Regions from separate parts of the Mus musculus genome. Here region 1 is linked to region 2. Evidence: chromatin contacts called from ENCODE POLR2A ChIA-PET data. All regions are on one chromosome and are shown on one strand. The core of a region is the stretch at or near the end of the contact, and the rest is flanking DNA. Distances in the headings are between cores, read along the strand shown.

Evidence for each region. ChIA-PET counts read pairs that join two places held with the same protein, here RNA polymerase II (POLR2A).
Region 1: POLR2A ChIA-PET joins it to region 2 with 12 read pairs in embryonic stem cell. The contact joins the promoter of H1f10 here to the promoter of Rab7 in region 2. POLR2A ChIA-PET finds 5 or more read pairs at or near these places in 4 of 5 experiments (Patski and embryonic stem cell).

What each region holds. Positions count from the first base shown.
Region 1 is chr6:87,978,915-87,984,585 of GRCm38, forward strand. H1f10 (H1.10 linker histone) reads right to left here and starts at 2,568. Exons shown (of 1, transcript NM_198622.1): 1 at 1,507-2,568. The coding sequence starts at 2,442. The coding sequence ends at 1,876. Gm5577 (predicted gene 5577) reads left to right here and starts at 2,769. Exons shown (of 2, transcript NR_026990.1): 1 at 2,769-2,970; 2 at 4,046-5,266.
Region 2 is chr6:88,042,074-88,048,143 of GRCm38, forward strand. Rab7 (RAB7, member RAS oncogene family) reads right to left here and starts at 3,197. Exons shown (of 6, transcript NM_009005.3): 1 at 3,000-3,197. It overlaps Gm38855 (a long non-coding RNA gene), which reads right to left. Exons shown (of 3, transcript XR_869242.1): 3 at 6,064-6,070.

The sequences.
Region 1 (5,671 bases), core at 1,318-3,817, 64 kb before region 2:
CTCTGCCCTCATATTCCTACCATTTAGTGATCCAGAGGAAAGAACAGCTGTTTCTCAGTAGTCACCTTAGAAGTCCTCCAGTCGCTCGGCATTGAACGATCTGGCAGCAGGAACCAGTCTGTTTCACTGAGCCATCTCTCCAGCCCCCCACAGCAGCTAAGATAACAACTGACTTAAGATCTTACTGGCCAGGTCTTAGGTCACATAACCACCCCTGGGGCTGGAGAGGTTCAGTATTCTCCCTGTAACCTGACATTGAGGTGGGCTGGGTCCCCAAAAGGACAATTACAATGGGCTGGCTAGTTTTATGTCAACTTGACACAAGCTAGAGTCATCTGAGAGGAGGAAACCTCAAGAGAAAATGCCTCTATAAGATCCTGCTGTGGTGCCTTTAATCCCAGCACTTGGGAGGCAGAGGCAGGCAGATTTCTGAGTTCGAGGCCAGCCTGGTCTACAGAGTGAGTTCCAGGACAGCCAGGGCTACACAAAGAAACCCTGTCTCAAAAAACCAAAAAAAAAAAAAAAAAAAAAAAAAAGGAAATTCTAAATAAGATGTCTATTGACGAGTGCCCTGGGTCCTTCAGTGTCTAGGAAAGCCTAGGCCTGAGTGGAAGTAAGAAGCCAATGGGAGATGGGTGACAGAGAAGGATGAACCAGAGAGCAGCATGTGAGGGATAAACCACTGGAAGGCAGGTACAGAGTCGGGAATTATGAAAAGACGACGAGGAATAATAACCTGAAAGGCACCCAGAAGCTCATGAAAAGCCTCCAGTGGGTTAGCAGGGTAAGAGTTAGGTTAGGGCTTTCACCAGCACTTGGAGAAGAGCCACCCCTTAGCCTTCAGGAAACCTCAAAAAGATCCATGGAGCAGCGCAAGGCTGTTTCTTAGGCCCAGCTGTTATGACCCTGTGGACTGAGCCGTCTGGAAGTCATTGCCTCACTGACCAGCTTGAGGGTGGTCCACCCCAATTCAACATGATACCTGCCTATGCCCTTTGCAGGGCAACTTCAGCCAGGTACCAGACATCCAAGAGGCAGTGAAATGCCCACTTTGGGCAGCTCAGTCTGCTTCATGATCACACCTGCCAAGAAACACTGGTCCCTTCCCACCCTCAAGACACTGCCAAGACCCAAAAAGGTGATACAGGGAAAGAGCACCATGTAACCCTCCCCTAACTCGGGTTCCATCTCACCCTACTTGTATGTGTACATACTGTTCAGAACCTTCCTAGTCTTCCATTTGGTAAAACTGTCCATTATGTTGCACTAGATCCTGAGGTTTAATTTCCAACATGTAGAAATCTTTTATCTTTTATATGCTGGACACTGCAGCAACCCAAGACTGGGAACCCACTTTTACAAGAGTTCTCCACTGGGCAGCTGTCTCTGGGCACATCTGTCCCACCTCTGGCAGCGCCTGCTAGTTGTCTAGCTGGTCTTAATGACCCTCGACTCCCCCGCAGGAACCCCAAGCAGCCTCCAGCGCCCACAAGACAACGACAATGGTCAAGGTTGGAACCGTTTATTGCGCCCCAGGAAGGCAGCGGGCGGAGCAAGGCGCCACACAACCCAAGCGCCTGGTGGCCATCAGCGGGCACAGTAGGCAGGCGCCACCAGGCCATTGGCGCCGCCGGGCCGGTAACCATGGCGACGGCCGTTGCCAAGGGTGAGAGCCAATGGGGGCGTCGCCAGGGCCGTTTCAAAAACCTAAAGCAAACAGAACGCAGCATCGCTGGGGGAGGGGCGGGGGAGGGGACAGGGATCAGGGACCTGGGCCAGGCGGAACCCTACGGAACCGGTACACCGAGGGTGGGGGGGGCGGATAGGGATAGAGACAGATGGAAAACTCGACGATGTCGCCAGACCGTAGGGGCGTCACTTGCGGCCCTTGGGCACCTTGGGCACGCTGGGTTTGGCCGCCTTCTTCACTTTCTTCGCGCTGGCAGCAGCCGCCGCCTTCTTGCTCTTGTGCGCGCGCCGCTCCGGCTGCGGCCTGGCGGGCGTTCTGTCCGCCGCCGCCGTGCGCGCCTTGGGCGCGGGGCTGCTGGCCGCCGAAGCTCCGCGCCGCTCCGCGCCGCCCTCCAGCTTCTTGCGGTTCAGCTTGAAGGATCCGTTGGCGCCGGTGCCCTTCACCTGCAGTAGCGTATCGTTCTGCACCAGCGCCCGGATAGAGTACTTGAGGTAGGTGCGCCCGTTCTGCTGGTCGAACCATGCCACCTTCCTGGCCTCAGCGTAGATGCGCGCCAGAGACGAGCCGCCGCGCTCCCCCAGCTTGCGGATGGTCTCCACCACCAGCTGGCTGTACTTGCCTGGCTGGTTCTTCTTGCGGTTCTTCCTTCTCTTGGGCTGCGTGGGCGCCGCAGAGCCGCCGGCCTTGGCCGTCTTGCGGGCCGTCCCGTCGGCGCTCGTTGGCGGCAGGGCCTCCTCAAGCTCCACCGACATGGTGGCCAGCGGGTTGGCGGCAGGCGGCGCGCGGTAGCCGGGGGGCCGCGCCGGGAAGAGGAAGGCGAGGGGCCGCGGCGGCGCCGGGGGACTGGGGGCGCGCGGCGGCTCCAGGCGGGAGCGGCCGCGGCCGGGCCTGGGACCAGGCGGCAGGGCTGAGGTGCGGGCGGGGGCCGGGCCGGCCGCGGCGGGGCTGGGGGGGTGGGATGCGGAGAGGAGCCTGCGGGGAGCGCGGCAGCACTGCGCGGGCTCCGGAGCTCTGGGCGTGCGCGCTACGCTCTGGCGGAGAGCGCGCCCCGCTCCGCTTTTATTTCCCCGTGGCGGACCACGTTGAGAACAACAACAGCCTGGGCCCAGTCCAGCGCCAACTTGTGCTTCTTGGAGCGCCTTCCGCGGCCACTGGCTCCTCCGCCCGCGGCTCCCGGGCGCGGCTGCACCCTCAGCAGTGTGCCCTGGACAGCATCCGAGCCCGCTGCGCTGCGCAGAGGCGGCCTGCGCCTAGGACGGGCTCAGCGGAGCGGCTCAGAGGTGTGTACCCCAGGCTATAGGAGCATGGAGGAGGGGGGCGCTCGATTTGCAAAGGATTAGCACGGGCCCCGGGCGAGACCCCAAGACCGAGAACTTTGCAGGCGGCAGACAAGAGTGCTCCTCAGGCACCTGAGTTGGTTCTGGGCCCAGGGGACCACAGCCCTGCCCGCAGGAAGGGCATTAATTTGTCCCAACTAACACAGGGTACGCCCTCACGCGGCCGACAGGAGCAAGGCAAAGCCCGAGAGCGTGCTGGGGCGGGGGTCTTCTCAGAATCCTAAGGGGAACCAACAGAAGGGAATTGCCCTGAGGTTGCACGCCTGGCATCTCAAAGATGAGTCAGTGCAGGCACGACCACAAGGGCCTCTCCCTAGACACTTCCTCACCACTCTCTGGCCCCAAGTACCCCATTTTGTGATGCTTAAGTAGCCGTCCCTGGACCCCTCAGAATTAGATGGGGGCTCCAGGATGGAAAAGTGTAAGGTTACCCTTAAGGCATTTCCCTTAGAGGGTGTGGCAGGGGATTTGGCTTTTGAGGATCCTGCCGGCTTTGGGGGATCGAATACTGCATCACTTGGTGCGGGAGGACTTGAAGGAGGTGGTGGTACAGAGAAGGACCTGAAAGCCTGGGAAGTAGTCCAACGGTGGAGAGAGGGCTGTGCAGGCAATGGCCAGCCTGCGGAGGACATAGTAGACACCACTAAAGCGTCCAGGCCAGCTTTGTTCCAATAGGTAAGCAGTTCCCTGGCCTCTTGGGTGAAAAGAGGGAGTGACTGCCTGTAGATCAAGAAGGCCCAGATTCTCAGCCTTTCAAACTCAGTACTCGTGGGTGTGCCAGCCTCCCCGCACCCCACGACCTCATCCCCATCAAAGGAAGGATCGTCAGGAAGTGGCCAGGGTTTAGCAGAGCCCAGAGCCCAAGTCATCCTCTTGTGACTCGTTCTCAGGAGGAGGGCCAAGGGGCCTGTGAGTTTTGAGGGACAGCGGGCTATAGGGTGCAGGCTCTCCTGGACTCACTACCCTCTTTTTCTTTAAACCCCTTCCGTGGGCTGATGACACTCACTCCTATCTCCAGCTACCAGGAGCCCGCTGCTGCTGCTGCTGCTGCTGCTGCTGCGTACCCTGCGTGCTGGAATGCCATGCTGCCCTCAGGCTCAGGCAGAAGCTTCAATCAGGACAGATGTTGTTCACCAGACTGGTGTCTGTTGGTCCAGTCAATCTGAGGTAAGACAGACAAAGCAATGTGAGAATCTAGTTTGTCTTTCTTGTTAAGAGTCAGGAAACTTCAATACAATCGATAAGCCCAAAATTACCCACAGAGATGCTGTTTTTTCCTAAGGCATGTAAACATCAAATGAACTGTAATTAATTACGCAAGAATGCTTAGAACATCGAGTTGTTACCTTATTAGCCCTTCCCTAACATCTAAGACTGCATCCCATAAAAACATTATTTCATTCACAAAAGGAAAATTTAAGATTTTAAAAAGTGAGCTAGTGCATATATTTCACTAAACTTTTAATCTTTGCTTGCACTTTAATGACGTGGAAACTTAAAGAGTTCTTTGGTTGAATGGGGTTTGCAAACGTGAAGGAACGTTTAGCTGAAGTGGACACAGGAAAAGGATGTTCTGCTCAACCAAGCACATGAAAGGACACGTGATGAGGGAGTCTTTGCTAACGACACGCATGCATTGGTCCGAGTTACACTGTGGAGTTGCACTGCGTTTGTTGGACTCCATAGAAAAACACAACAACAAAACTTGTGGTGGTGTGCTGCGGCTTCTTGCCACATCCGCAGACTAGGGCTCATGCGCAGAGTGATGTCAGCTGAGACAGATAGGTGCTGAGGCAAGACCTATGGGTGAGATGTGATGTTTGGATGTATAAATAGAATATAACTAGGACTCGATGGACAGTGGCAGAGGCTGACCTGATCTTCTCTTCCCTGAGAGGGGCACAGCCAAGAACTTCCTGGCCATTTCTCCTTGGTCCCTCCTGCTGACTCCAGCCAAGGCCAAGGCCTGGCTGTCTCTGCTAGGTAGTACCACTGCTGCTGATTGGTGTTTGCTATCCCAACTACTGAGCTGGACTGCTGGTGTGTCCGTGAGGTGTTTTCGAGTGGATCGAGCTGCCGATTTCCAGACAACACAGATGGGAGTTGCTCCAAAGAACCTTTCTAAGCAGGTCCACTTCCCCTGTATCCTTTCTTTTCCACTACCTCTGGTGGGTGGTGGGCTACAAGGAATGTTAAAGTGTTTAAGAACCATCATTAAAAATAGGCGTTTGAAAGAATTAAAGTTATACTTTAAGCTTTGCTTAATCTTTAAACTATATTGTAAATTATATTCTCTGAGGACTATAACTTGGAAAGTCATTGTAAAGTGTGTGTGTGTGTGTGTGTGTGTGTGTGTGTGTGTGTGTGTGTGTATGTGGCTCGCGTGCAACCACATGTAGAGCAATTGTTGCCATGGGGCTTGGGTGTCTTTCTCAGTCACTCTGCACCTTATTTTCCCAAATTAGGTCTCCCACTGAAACCTTGGCTCCCCAATCCAGTGAGCCTGGATGGCCAGCAAGCCCGGGAATCTGCAGGTGTCTGCCTGGCACTGCTGGAGTTATGGCTGTACCTGGCACTGCTGGAGTTATGGCTGTGCATAGACAAGCCCAGCTGGCCCAGGGATCTATACTCCCATCCTCCTGCC
Region 2 (6,070 bases), core at 1,947-4,446:
TTCAGCTCAAACTAGGAGGCCACCTCCTAGTTCCCCAGGGAAACTCATCTATCTCAGCCACATTTGCCAACTTGGATAGAACTTAGATGATTTATCATTGAAAAAAATTAAAGACTGATGCCAGACCCCAGGGAGGATAGATGCAGAAGATGACGACTGAACCTTTGAATCTGGGTTCACACCACATTTTCATAGAAAGTTACTGACAAATGTAAAAGTATTACTAGTGCAGACCTCTCTGAAGACAGAGTAACAGCATAGCCAATGCTCAAACTTCCTTGCCTCATTTGGTGGTGGAGCCAGAAACTGATTCACAACTCCTTTCGTACAAGGACAGCTCTTACAGGGTTAGGATCTCTGAATATGAACCACAACTGACACCAAAAAAAAAAAAGAAGGCAACCAGGAAAGTCACCATGTGGTTGTCAGCAGTCACCTGGAAGACTTCACTAATAAAGCTATTTTTAGAGCGCATGCCAGTTCCACCCTCCTTCCTTTACTCCTGAGGTTCTACCTTCAGTGTAAAACCTGGGCCCCTGAATGGAGGGAACCAGAGAGCCATGGCAAGCAGAGGACACAGGGCTTCTCCAGCATGCATCACTAAGTCTAGCAGAGCGACAGTAAGCTTTCTTGTCAGCTAAAAAGGAAAACCCATCCTCTGCTCCCACATGACAGTGCACTGGACGAAGTGGCATCTAATTCCCTTTGAGAGAGGGCAAAAAATATCATACAACAAAAAGGGAATCACGTTTAGTGCTGGTGGTTACTCTTTAAAAGAGGTGATCAGACTATCACCAGACTATGGCCCTCTCTTACAGGAGCAAACCTAATGCTGACAGAGATGGGGGCTGAGGTTGGCTCAGTTGTCGGACAGACAAGTGTAAGGACCTGAGTACAGATCCCAGGACCCACATTTAAATCAAGAAAAAGAAAAGGAGAGGCAGGCAGATTTCTGAGTTCGAGGCCAGCCTGGTCTACAGAGTGAGTTCCAGGACAGCCAGGACTACACAGAGAAACCCTGTCTAGAAAAACCAAAAAAACAAACAAACAAACAAACAAACAACCCAAAAATGAAGGAAAAAGAAAAAGGGTAGGTTCAGAGGCATCTGCAACACCCTCGGGCACGTGCATGCGTGTGTGCACGTGTGTGCATGCGTGTGTGCACGTGTGCGCATGCGTGCACTCACTGGCTAGCCTGCTAGCAGTGGATAGGCTCCAGGGTCAGGGAAGAGACCCTGTCTTCAAAAAGTAAATAATTAAAAATTAAAAAGGCGAGCAGTAAAGTAAGACACCCAATACCCACCTCAGGCCCACACAGATGCACATGTGCATGCATACACAACACACAAAGAGTTGGCAAATATTTCAAGTAGTTAGCCAGAACAATACACATCTGGATATCTGATTCACCTGAGGGAATAAAATAAAATAAAAACTACTTTTTGCAGAAGCCTCCGATTCTTTCTACATCCGAGTCATTCCTTCCTAAACAGCTCCTGGCTCTGAGACTCATCATTTTACAATTCTCTGAGGACACAACCCAGCCATGCCTTCTTCCCTGAGTCAGGACCCAGTAATGCCTGACACACATGTGGAAGAAAAACATCTCCCAAATGAAGGTGCCAGCCACTTGTCTTCTCCAGCCTCTGCTCACACATGACAGTGCACTGGACGAAGTGGCATCTAATTCCCCTCGAGGGAGGACAAAAATATCATACAACAAAAAGGGAATCACGTTTAGCGATTCCTCTTCTAAACTCATTACATAGGTTTACAGCCCGTAAGTATACCAGGCCGGGTAGCAAACTAAACTATTGACAACCAAGGACACCAAACTTTAGTCTGGCCAGCTTCAGAAGTAGTTATAATTCACTTTCCAGTTCTTACACTCAATTCTGATCCAATATTACCAAGATCGAAGAGAAATATGCCAACAAGAGATTTTATTAACTCAATCATGTGGGTATCAGTTGCTGAAGTCACAAGAAAGAGACAAGAGTTTATTCTTTGGAAAACCAAAAACACAAGATTTTCAACGGTGAAGAGTCAACAGGTTAGGTTGTTGTAGAAATTCTTGTAGAAAGGTGCACACAGTAGGCATGCCAGACCTGACTCAAGGAAAAGAGCTGGCTAAGAAACCTATTCAAATCCAATACATACCTTGCCAGAATTCAAGATCTTCTGGTTTGATGACACTACACTACCTTATATGCCTTGTAATATGCCTTGTAAGTCACAAGTACAAATACAACATGGCTTTAAGGTAGGACTAAGAGGCTCTCAAATGACATCACTAGACAGGAGGTGGAGGGGGGTGCTGATGGCAGATAACAGGTGGCAGGCTTTGGGGGCATCTAAAGTACAAGAGGCCAGAGGCCAGTAAGTGCTAAGTAGTCTAGCTGCCTATGTTTCAACCTCTCACTCTGAAATTTATCAGCGGTGTGACCTTGGTCGAGTGCCTTAGCCTCTCTGTTCTTCGCTTTCTCTGTAAGTAGGCACTGCCTCGGTGCTTCGGAGGGGCTGTTGGGAGAACAGGGCAATTTGTGCGGTCTTGCCACGCAGCCCAGCAGCCGAGAAATCTCAAATCTTCACAACCTTACTCTCAACATCGGCACGATTATGAGCCAGGAGGACATCAGGCCATTTGAAAGGCACTCGGGAGGTCCTTCTTCCCGGAACTTCGGAAACGGGATTTACCCTGCAGGACCCTGAAAGCTCCTGTCTCCCAGTGCCGGCGGCGGGCCGGGGCATGTGACGCGCCTGGCAGCACTGCCTCGGTGGCCGGCCGGCCGGTAGCTCTTCCCACCCAGCAGGTTGCCGGTGGGGACGCGCCCAGCCCGAGGATCCCGTACCCGCCACCCACCGATCGCCGATCGCCCTCCGCCCGCCGGGCGCCGCCCCGCCTGGCCCGGCCCAGCTCGGCGCTCGGCTCGCCGAGGACGCCAGGCCCGGAGGCCCAAGCGGCGGCGGGGGAAGGGCGGCCGGGGCCCGCTGCTCACCGCAGGGTCAACGGAGGAGGAGACACAACGCAGGCCGCAACAGAGACGTCCGATTCCGGCTCCAGCAGGCTCCTCGGAGCTGCCCGGCCCCAAACACCGCCGCCAACGCCGCCGCCTTGGGCTTTATGGTCAAAGCTCCGGCCTTGCTTCCACTTCCGCCACCGCCGCCGCCCCGAGCGGAAGTGTCTGTCACGAGACGCCCGACGCCAGGGTTGGAGGGAGGAGCCCCACCTCCACCTTGCGTCACGTTCCGGTCGCGTCAGGCCCTAGCCTGGCATCTGGGGCTTAAATATGGCCGTTTCTAGATGGGGGCTGCCATCTTTGAAGGCTGTGCAGAAGCTGGAGCGCACCATATTGGGCCAAGAACTGATAATGCAGTGGTGTCCCCCCCCCTCATCCCACCCCGCTCCTATAAACAGAGCTAAAGGAGGGAGAGTCACTTGGTCTTTCCAGAGTGTCCCCCTCTGGAACACGCTAGTCAGTCAGCCATGTATCAGGCAGGGTATAGTCTAGGGTCTTCTGAGTCCACTGGGTACAATCTCTAATGTGGATGGAAATGATCAGTTACAGTGTCCCCAGTGTTGGAGACCCAGTGATGAAATAGGAGCTACCTGTGCAGGGCAGATGGTTCAGGAAAATGGAAAGAGAGCTAAGGAGTTGCTGAACTGAAGAGACATGAGGCTGATTTTAGTGTCACGCCCACCAAAACTAAAACAAAGGCCTAATCCATCAAAGTCCATATCTTTCTGGGGAAGTCTCAAAATGTACTAACCTTGCTTTTTAGCTTCTGTAGTTCTGTTTATGGCTGACAGTTCTTGTTAACTGAAGTATGTCAACCCAGAACATGTTTTTTTGTGTGCTTAAAAGCTCACCCTGAGAAAGACTCAGGTTGTCCTGGGGTATTGAACACCCAGTGCAGTAACCAGCTGCCATTTCTTAGCTTAAACCCATATCTGAGTAGTCTTTTCTGGTGAATACCCCACAACACTAGTACATGTTCTAGCATATAAGGAATAGAGAAGGTTTGTAGGTCCTAAGGAATAGGGGAAAACAAGACCTTTCTGCCAAGATCCTCACCATTTGATATAATAGACACACACACAGGAGTTTGCTCAGTTTCAATCATTAGTTAATTATTACTTGGCCATTTGACTGAATACTTTGAAACTAAGATATGAACAAAGGAAGTCTATGTATATTCATATGCAAAGTGAAATCTTCAAGAAATATGAAGTGACAAAGTAGGGTGCAAAGATGTATATGTGACAGTTCTTGGTTCTTGTTGGGGAAAAAAAAAACACATACTTGCTGGGTACAAATTTCAGCAACTAGTTATCTGGGTTATCTATTAAAATTTGACCGGATAGTAGGACCCATATGAATCTGGTGGTCCAGTCAGACTTTCCACAGTTGTAGGGATGCAGGAAGCTGGTTCAGGCCCTGTCTCTCTACCTCATGTTGGATATAGCATCAGCCTCCACATGGCAGATAGACCAGCAGTTTGGAAGCAAAGCTGCATGTGGCTAAGAGCAGTGATACACTAGACCCAAGGAGGAAAGTGGGAGACAACTATGAGGCCCAACAGGAACTGTGTCTGCTTTTCATCTCTTCTGACTTTAGTTCCCCTAGAGTAACTCACAGAGCAGCCAATGCCCTATTCTAACCTCCACGGGCACTGCATGCACAAGTTGTCTTTATATACACATTTAGGCAAATCACTCATACAAGTAAAAAAAAGGGGGTATGGGGGTGGATAAAACTAGATAGAAAGTGGATAGGTATGGTGGCTCATGTCTTTAATCCTAGTACTCAGCAGGCAGAGGCTGGTAGATCTCTGTGAGTTCAAAGCCAGTCTAGTCAACAAAGTGATTTCAAGGTCAGCCAGGGGTACTTAGAGAGACCCTGTCTCAAAACAAACAAACAGCTTGGTGTGGTGGTGCACACCTTTAATCCCAGCACTCGGGAGGCAGAGGCAGGCGGATTTCTGAGTTCGAGGCTAGCCTGGTCTACAAAGTGAGTTCTAGGACAGCCAGGGTTATATAGAGAAACTCTGTCTGGAAAAACCAAAAAAACAAACAAACAACAAACAAACAAATAAAACCTACATATTTTTTGTTTTTGTTTTTCAAGAGACAAGGTTTCTCTGTGTAGCTCTGAGTGCTGGGATTAAAGGTGTGTGCTACCGCCATCCACAGGTATTGGTTTTGTGGAAAGTAACTGAAGACACTGACATTGACCTCCTTATATGTGCACAAACACACACCACCCACCCACCCCGACATGGGTATAAGGAAAGTAAGCAAATCCATTAAGTAATCAGTGCAGTGCAGGTGATAACGTGATGTTATGCAGCCAGACATGGTAAGCCTAGCCTGTAACCCTATCAATCAGGAAACTGACACCAGAGGATCACCAAGGGGATAAGAGCCAGACTGGGCTACATATAGAAAGCCCACCTCAATAAACAAGGAAAATGCTAAAGAATAGTGATGGGAAATAGATGTTACCAGGCATGGGTGTCCTGAAAGTCATGTCTGAGGAGGCAACATTTGAGCAGGACGAGCTGACACACGCAGCCGATGTGAACAGGAAGGGCTGCATGTAGCCATAACAACAGAACAAAAGTTTTGTACAGAAGAAAGCATCTTGTCCAGGGAATAACAGCAGCCAGTGTGGTCAAAGCAGAGCTGGTGAGGGAGGAGAAGAAACTTGGGGAGAGAAGTAGAGCCATTACTACAGTGGCTTCAGAGTCATGGCCTTTATACCCTATGTGAAAAGAAGTCCTAAAGGTATGTGTGTGTGTGTGAGAGAGAGAGAGAGCGAGAGAGAGAGAGAGAGAGAGCGAGAGAGAGAGAGACCTAGGCATCACCCTTTCCTCTTGTTTCCTTGAATGAACCTCTTGGCCATGGAAAGATCTTGACACAACCTCATGACTCAGCTCGATGTCTGATTTTGTGTGAACTGGGGCTCCTCCTACTTCCTTCTACTTGGCTGTGCCACATCTGTTTTATCAGTGCTGTAGTTGCATGCAGGCAAACTATCAACGGAGCTACACCCTAGCCCCTGATTTT